Linked DNA regions of Homo sapiens: region 1 is linked to region 2. Evidence: chromatin loops called from intact Hi-C (ENCODE). Cell type or tissue: PC-9. All regions are shown on one strand. Links, peaks and the distances in the headings refer to the core of each region. The heading gives the core; the rest is flanking DNA. Region 1 has its middle 41 kb from the start of KCNK17. Region 2 has its middle 55 kb from the start of SAYSD1.

Evidence for each region. Peaks named below come from ENCODE experiments on the same cell type or tissue, not always from the same donor. Only the 100,000 strongest peaks of a DNase experiment are listed, where the experiment ranks them.
Region 1: it touches region 2 in a loop (12-fold over the local background); 1 of 110 quality-filtered maps calls a loop at or near these places.

The regions. Positions count from the first base shown.
Region 1 is chr6:39,271,099-39,275,485 of GRCh38, reverse strand. No RefSeq gene overlaps it. Among named protein-coding and RNA genes, the nearest start is that of KCNK17, 41 kb to the left of the region's middle. RefSeq lists enhancers at 1,512-2,011, 2,012-2,513. In PC-9, for the core only: no CTCF peak of the experiment used is centred there; a DNase peak (open chromatin) is centred at 1,875; H3K27ac peaks cover 564 bases.
Region 2 is chr6:39,167,638-39,172,024 of GRCh38, reverse strand. No RefSeq gene overlaps it. Among named protein-coding and RNA genes, the nearest start is that of SAYSD1, 55 kb to the right of the region's middle. In PC-9, for the core only: no CTCF peak of the experiment used is centred there; DNase peaks (open chromatin) are centred at 1,364 and 2,314; H3K27ac peaks cover 1,789 bases.

The sequences.
Region 1 (4,387 bases), core at 143-4,142, 100 kb before region 2:
CTGAGACTCAGAGATGTAGGCTGATTTGCCTAATGACACCTGGCAGGGGAGTCCAAAGCCATGGGACTTTCCCATGGGAAAGGAATGGGACCTTCCCATTCCTCTCCACTGTCTCCATGATGCCCAGTGAAAAACATTTTAATATGTCAGTGCCAGATGGAACTTTTGCTCATCCCAAGATAGCTCCATAGTAGTGCACTATCCTGACATAATTCCCACAAAAAGCACAAGATCTCACCTCTTAGTTTACCTGAGTGGCCTTTTCTCAGCTAAAAGCACACATCCCACGAGACTATTTAAATCTTGCAAACAGCTCTATCACCTCTGTCACTGCCTTCAAGGATGCCCTGGGAACCCCAATTTGGAAACATCTAGCAAGGTCAGCATATCCAGTCACTGGCCTCCCACCAGGTGGTCAGTTATCTTGGGGATCTCTGTCCCATTCAGTCACTCATTGGTGAGTTCTTGAGCATCTGATATATGTTCAGGACTGAGCTTTACATAAAGGTACGGCTCAGACCCTGCCCTCGGGCACTCACAGGGGTGTGTGTGTCTGTGTGTGTGTGGTTCTTTGTAATCTGGATGTACCTGTCCATGAAATGTCACAGGTCAGGTTATCTGGGAAGAACCTGCAGAGATGAGGAAAGGTTTGCTGGGGAGTGAGTCCGAGGAAAGGAAGCAGGCAAGAGCAGGATTGGGCAGAGACCATGAGACCGTGAAGCAGATCTGACCCCTATCCACCAGCCCAGTGGGGAACTCCTGAGCAAAGACTGCCCATTAGAGGAACCTTGAGTTGGTAATGGCCAGGTGCTAGAGCCACTACTGTGCTTAGCCACCTGAGTCAAGGCCAGTGAGGCAGCCAGGGCGTAGCATGTAAGGAGGTGCTTGCACACTCCTGCAGGTGAGCACATCCTTAGATTCTTTTTTTTTTTTTTGAGATGGAGTTTCATTCTTGTCACCCAGGCTGGAGTGTAATGGCATGATCTCAGCTCGCTGCAACCTTCACTTTCCAGGCTCAAGTGATTCTCCTGCTTCAGACTCCCGAGTAGCTGAGATTACAGGCGCCCCCCACCATGCCCAGCTAATTTTTTGTAATTTTAGTAGAGACAGGGTTTCACCATGTTGGCCAGGCTGGTCTCAAACTCCTGATCCCAAGTGATCCACCCACCTCAGCCTCCCAAAGGGCTGGGATTATAGGCATGAGCCACGGCGCCTGGCCCACATCCTTAGATTCTGTGCCCTAGGTGCTACACTTCTCACCCTAGTCCCAGCCCTGTAGTCCCTGAAGGGGCCAACAGCTAGAACTGTCAGCACACCACACCTCACGCCAGGCAATCATCCTTTCTTGCAGGGAGGTCTGCATGGCTCATCCCTGCATCTACCCCATTCTTTCATTCAACAAATACTTATTGAGCATCTCCTGAGTGACAGGCTTCAGGGATATAATACTGAAAGAATCAGACCCAGGCCCTGTGCTCTTGAGCTTCCTATCTACACATCTCCCTGTGCTTATTTGTGAATGTGCCTTGGTGTCTGTGTGTCAGAGTGAGGGTGTGTCGGGATGTGTCGGCCAGACCTTTGGCTCTGTTATGTCCTCGTGTGGGTGCATGGTGAGGCAAAGGGGCTCTGGAAGGATTGGGGAGATTTTCAAAGAAGCTGCAGCTTCAGAAGAAAGATGAGAGAACCAAAGAGGGAAGCTTGTAACTGGGAAAGCAGGTCAGTGTGGTCAAGCCGAGTCTGGCAGGGCATTTCCATGCACAAATGAGTAAGAAGCCAGAATGAGCGAGGAGGGCTCATGCAATCCTGGGCTGGGCGGCTGGGCTCTGGCCAGCAAGGAAAACTTTCTGCTTCCCTGAGAACCAGGGAGTGAAGGGAGGAGGCAATGAAGAAAGCCCCAAGACCAAGAACCAGGGCTGGCAGGGTGGGGTTCAGACTGGGAGGAGTAGGCTGGCGGGGGAGGGCAGGGGCATGAGAGCCTGCTGGGTACCAGCACAGGCCCACCCCTTTCACTGGTTGATCGGTCACCACTGGCTGTGAGCCACATGCAAACTGTGCATTTGAATAAGAAGTAGCTGGCCGAGCAGGGTGGCTCATGCCTGTAATCCCAGCACTTTGGGAGGCCAAGGCAGGCAGATCACTTTAGGCCAGGAGTCTGAGACCAGCCTGACCAACATGGTGAAACCCTATCTCTACTAAAAAAAAACAAAACATGAGCCAGGCTTGGTGGCACGCACCTGTATTCCCAGCTACATGAGAGGCTGAGGCATGAGAATCGCTTGAACCTGGAGGCGGTGGCTGCAGTGAGCCAAAATTGCACCACTGCACTCTAGCCTGGGTGACAGAGTAAGACTCTGTCTCAATTAAAAAAAAAAAAAAAGGGTGGGGGGGCTGGGCGAGGTGGCTCACACCTGTAATCCCAGCACTTTGGGAGGCCGAGGCAGGCGGATCACGAGGTCAGGAGTTCGAGACCAGCCTGGCCAATATGGTGAAACCCCGTCTCTACTAAAAATACAAAAATTAACCAGATGTGGTGGCTCACGCCTGTAGTCCCAGTTACTCAGGAGGTTGAGGCAGAAGAATCGCTTGAATCTGAGAGGTGGAGATTGTAGTGAGCAGAGATCATGCCAGTGCTCTCCAGCCTGGGTGACAGAGCGAGACTCCATCTCAAAAAAAAAAAAGAGAAGTGGCGGTAACATTTGCATAGTTCTTTACATAATGATCCCACTCACCTGTTCCCCAATGCCTAGGATCTGGGAATCCTATTGTCCCCTTTATCTTCTTCTCCCCTCAGCCCATCAGTCTCCAAGACCGGAAGACTCCACAAATCTGGTTCTTTACCTGTCCCCATGGCCTCTGCCCTAGCCTGGATGGACCATGATCCCCTCTCTGTCCCTTGGTGTTAATGTTCTCTCGCCTGCCTGTCTCCCATCTTCCTTCCCTCTCTGATTCATTCTCTTTGCGTCAAAATGTATCACAGCACTATTTTTCCTAAACCCCATTGTCCTTGAGACAAAGCCCCATATTCTCACACATACACAGGCTGTCCTGCCTGAGCACTCTTCCCTCTGCCTGAACACTCTTGCCCCAACTAATTCCTGCTAGGACCTTCAGGTTCAGCATATGCATTGCCCACTCTGGAAGACTTCCCTGGATTCCCAACCCCCACTCCAAGATTAGGTGTCTGCCCCAATTCTCTACCATGGCATTTACTAGGTTACTGTTACCAGTTAATTATAGTGAGTCCAAGAGGGACAGTCACCGATCTGTGCTGCGCACGTTATACCCACAGGGTGCAGCACAGTGCCCATGTCTTCAACAAATAGTTTTTGAGCATCTATTAAATGTCAGGCACAAAAACAGGCCCTGGGGAAATGATGGCAACTTAGCAAAGGTCTTGTCTTCACAGTTTACATCCTTGGTTGTATATTCTAAAGTTATTGCAGGCCAGACATGGTGGCTCATGCCTGTAATCCCCGCACTTTTGGGAGGCCAAGGCAGGCGGATCACCTAAGGTCAGAAGTTTGAGACCAGCCTGGCCAACATGGTGAAAACCCGTATCTACTAAAAATACAGAAAATTAGCTGAGCGTGGTGGTGCATGCCTGTAGTTCCAGCTACTTGGGAAGCTGAGGCAGGAGAATTGTTTGAGCCCGGGAGGCAGAGGTTGTAGTGAGTCGAGATCATGCCACTGCACTCCAGCCTGGGTGACAGAGCAAGACTCTGGCTCAAATAATAAACATAAATGAATAATAAAGTTATTGCTCTGAGTATGCATTGATTTTATGGCGGGAAAGGAAATCAGGAAGGAAGAAAGGGAAGAAGGAAGGGAGGGAGGGAGGAAGAGAGGGAAGGACAGAGAAATGGAGAGACACAGAGAGAGAGAAAGGAAAAGAAAGAAAGATTTGTTCTGGTCCAAACTTCTCAGTGGGTGTTCAGGGTTCAGGGCCCTGTCTTCTTCAAATGTCTTGCCTTGCTTTTTTTCACTTTCTTGCACAAATTTTATGTTCCAGAGAAAATGCAGTTCCCAAACTGCCATGTCCATTCCTACCCCTGAGCCTTTGAACATGCTGTGCCACCTTCCTAGAGCACCTTTGCTGATCTCATACCTCCTGGTTGACCTTCAAGATTCAGCTCTCAAGCGTCATCCCCCAAGCTCGTGTCAAATGCTTCCTTCTCAGGGCTCTTATGACACAGTCACATACCTCCCTAGTGGCCTTCATCATGTTGCATGCTAAAGATTTATCTATATGCCACCGCCACGTCTTTCTCCCACCAGACTGTGAGCTCCAGGAGGGCAGTAACCAAGTCTTATTCATCTCAGATCCCTGAAGAACCTAGATCTGTGCCTGGCACAGAGCAGGCACGGTGGTGTCTGCTGGACTCAGCAG
Region 2 (4,387 bases), core at 295-4,294:
CCTACACTACCAAAGCCTCTGCAGGCTGAGTTGACTTCCTGAAGTTGGCAGGAATAGGGGTGGATTATGGAGCAAGATGGAGCCTGGCCCTGTTGAATTCAGTGAAGCAGGCTAGGGCAGCTCAAGGCAGAGAAGAAGCTTGGAGAGCCCTGGCTCCCAACTTCACCTTCAAACCCTGGGTCATCCCCTGTGGCAGAGACTACTTGTTGCCTCTTAATATTCATTCTCCTATTCTTACACAGTAATTGAATTTGTAGCTGGCTCCCTAGCTAAAGATTACATTTCTCAGACTCCCTTGCAGCTACATGTGGTCACATGACTGACTTATGTCCCAACGAGATATGAGCAGACATGGCGTGTGCAACCTCTGGATAGTGCCTTTAAAAGGAAGAGGAGTGCAAATGTGATGGCAGGAGCTGGAACAATCACTTTAGACCATATGAAACAGAAGCTATATGCTGAAGGTGGCCATGCAATAAGGCAGAAGGCACATGGCTTCCCCCACCATTGAGTTGCCATATTGTGGACCATCTACTCAGACGTTTACATGAGAGAGAAATCAAAGTGTTTCTTGTTTAAGTCTCTGTATTTGCAGTCTCTTTTTATAGCAGCCTATTATGTGTCCTAATAAAAATAGCTCCTTGATGAAGCCTTCTGTGACACCCTCCTAGTCTAGACGAAGTAGGTGTCACTTCTTGCACCCCTGACTGGATATTTTTCGGATGAGAAAACAATGACCCAAGGTCACATTTACAGTTAATTTATAATGGAGCTGAGGCTTGAAGCCAGGTTCAAAGCATTGGCCTGAATGAAGGCCAAGGTTCCTTCACTTTCTAATATCCTAAGGTTCTCCGTAACCTACTAATCAAAGGGTATGGCAGGCACAGAGACCTTACTGGAGGCACTCATCTCATCAGATGCAAGGGTCTTCCCCACTCTCTGCTCCCTGGCCACACTGACCTTTCAGTTCTAAAAACCAGCCATACACTGTTTCGCCTCAGGGCCTTTACATGAGCTGTTCCACTGCCTAAAATATGCTTCTCTCCTCTTTTCACCAAGTTGACCTTTTCAAAATGCAACTCAAGCGACACTTCTTCAGGAAAATCTTACCTGTCAGTCCCACTAGACTGAGAGCTCCAAAAGGGCAGAGACCAGGTCTGGCTTTTACTTATTGTTTGATCCCTAATGCCTGGAATGGTGCCACAGCAAACGTGTGAAATGAATGAATGAATCCACCTGAAAGGCCAGGGCTGTAACCCCACCTGGAGCTTGGGAAATAGCTGGGCTGACCTCCTAAGGTGTCTTCCAAACCCAAGAGTACAGTCTACCAGGAGTGATGTTGTAATCCATGACTTACCCAGGGGAAAACTCTCATCCAGGGTCCAGGAAGCTCCTAGAGAGGTGCCTCAGAAACTTTCATATGTATATGAATAACCAGTCTCTGATTCAGTAGGTCTGGGTTGACCCAAGATTCTGCATTTCTAAGATGCTGCTGGTGCATGAACCACACTTGTGGGTAGCATAGCCCTAGAGGGCCCCAGATTCCCTCTAGGAGTCCATCTGTCCACTTCCCTGCTCTGCTCTGTTCTGCCTCTCATCTGTGAAATCTGTCTTTCCAGAAGGAGCTCCCAGTCTCAGCCAGGAAGGCTCTGGGTCTCCCTGTAAAATGGAACGCATGGCTCAGCACGCCACCTTCTTCTTTGCCCCAGAGCCTGGCTCTTTAGTCTGGGGAGGTAGGTCTTTCATCCTATTAGCCTCCCAGGACAGCATCCAAGATCAAGGCCCAATCTGTCCACCCCAGAGGCGCCACACCACAAACCTGGCAACTGTACCCTGGATGCCCTGCCCTTGCTGCCAGCCACCACCTCCTACCCTCTCAAGGCCAATTCTCCGTCTTGGCACTGGTGGCTGCTGTGACACTCTTGGACCGGCGCCACCCCTTTAACTTTGTGTTTTTCCAGGGTTAATTGACTTTAAAACACAAAGGCTATGTGTGTAGGAAGGTTATATCAGAAAAGAGAACATAGACTTGTCCACAGAGTTTCCCTTGTTGTACGGTGGGTGTATGTGTGTGCTGTGTGTCTGTCTGCCCATGGGGTCCTCAGTGTTGACATCTGGGTGTGCCTGTGTGTCTTCCTGGGGCTCTGACTCTAGTGCTCTGAGCTTTGGATTGGGGTGTGTGTGGCATTGGGAGGGGGAAGGCAGGAAGGAAGGGCTAGGGCACCAGCAGCTTCATCCCTGGGCTTCTCCTTTTGCCTTCACTGAATAAACATCTTGTTTGTCCACCAGACAGGCAGCATAGCCCTAGGGCATACACAGCTTCCGCTGCCCCCCAGGGCTCAGGACTGGCCAGACCTGCACAGGAAGTCTGGCTGAACCATAATCCAGGCGTGGGAAATGCCAAGGCAAGAGGCATCATGCCAGGCCCGGACACCCGCCTCCCACCCCCACCCTGTTGATGGGACCAGGCAGCGCCCTTGGCGAATGTACCTTCATCACAGCACAGCCCAGAGCCAAGCCTCCTCACCGCACTACCCCCACCTCCCTTGTGCCGTCTGGAAGCACAATGGGGCCACTTCAGAGCAAAATCTCATCTGTGAAATCCGTCTTTCAAGAAGGAGCTCCCAGTCTCAGCCAGGAAGACTCTGGGGCTCATTGTAAAATGGAACGCATGGCTCAGCACGCCACCTTCTTCTTTGCTAGAGTCACCTGTGACCAGGTGGAGGACAGGGGTCCCAGCAGCCTCACATTCCAAATCCCACCACACAGGGCCGTCTAGCAAAGCCAGGGGAGCTTAGAGAGAGTGAGCTCCACATCACTGGCAGCGTGACTGTCCCTGAGGGATAGGTGATCTTGCCACTTTGAGCCTTAGGAGTTAGAGATGTCAGTGTTTCATCCCTCTGCCTCTGGACCAGACTGCAAGGAAGGGAATCAGTCTTGAGTTTAAAGAGTGCTAGAAAAGTTGATTTCGGAGCTTCTCTACGTCCCTAGATCACTCATGAATTCTTCCTTTCTTCCACCTCTCATTTGAACAGTGTTAATTCTTCTGCTTTCCATGATGTTTATGAATGAATTGGGGTGTCCCTTTTCTTGCAACAGAAAGTGACTAGGGTCATGCAAGTGACAAAAAGGGTAGTTTCCAAATATTATTGGACCAGAACCCATTTAGGGTCCCTCCTGCCCAGGCCCTTGACCCCCCCCTGCACAGAGGCCCAAACAAGAACCATGGGACAGAACCTTGGAGGGTGCTAACTCCTGTTGGCGCCCAGGGCTCTGGGAGTTAAGACAAGCATGTGTGTGAGGGAGGTACGAGGGCGGGGGTATTCTTTACTTCTTGGCCTGGCCTCCCATAGGGAGCTTGGACAGCTGGGTGGTCAGCCTCACTATCCCACATCACCCCATCCCTCGATGTTCTCAGTCACTTTAAGTGCTCCTAGTCCTCAGGATCTGCTTCCTCTGCAGTCTGACCCAGTATCAGAGCTAGAAAGTTACCATGCAGATGAGGATAGGTCAGCAGGTGAGGGCTCTCACTCTCAAACCCTCAGAGGGTGCAACAGGATTCAAAGCCCGTGAGTTCCAGTGAGGCTTGGACCTCACTCTTGGCAGCTCAACCTCAAGGACTTTCCTGACTCACGACACAGTCAGAGAGGTGGGTTTGGTCTTGTGCTTGGAGTTTGAGCTATGCTCTTCGCAGATATTGAGATGTAGTCTTGAGTGCTTTTAAGACTTCTTTCTGAATGTCTGCATATGGTTGTGTGTGTGTAGATGTGTTTGTGTGAATGCACTTACATGAGAGAGAAAAAGGAATAGAGAGGCAGAAAGACAGCGGCAGGGAGGGACAGGAATAGCCCATCCAAGACGCTAGAGGTGGAGTCTCTCTCCACTCCAGACTGCGGCTGCTTCTCCCCTCAGACTGGGGCTACCTGAGGACTGGGCTGTGTCTCCCCTCAGACTGGGGCTCCCTGAGCTCGGGGCTCTGTCTCCCCTCAGACTGGGGCTCCCTGAGAACGAGGCTGTGTCTCCCTCAGACTGGTGCTCCCTGAGGATGCAGCTGTGTCTCCCCTCAGACTGGGGCTCCCTGAGGACGGGGCTGTGTCTCCATCAGACTGGGGCTCCCTGAGAAGCTGGTCCCCTGAGGACTGTTTTGTACTCTGCATATGTGTCTCCCACACGTGTGGGATGAGTTCACTTTCCCTGAGTTTCGGCAGCTTCTGTAGAAACACTCAGGGAACAGCAGTCTGTTTCTGGGCTGGAGTTCAGGGAGGTCTGGCTTGGATCTTCTTAACAGACATGACTCTGGGACTCCCCAAGGTCTGCCCAGACTCTGCCCACTGAGTGCTGCCCCTCCATCCCATTCCCTCACTCTTCCCTTCCCGCTGCTGTGGGG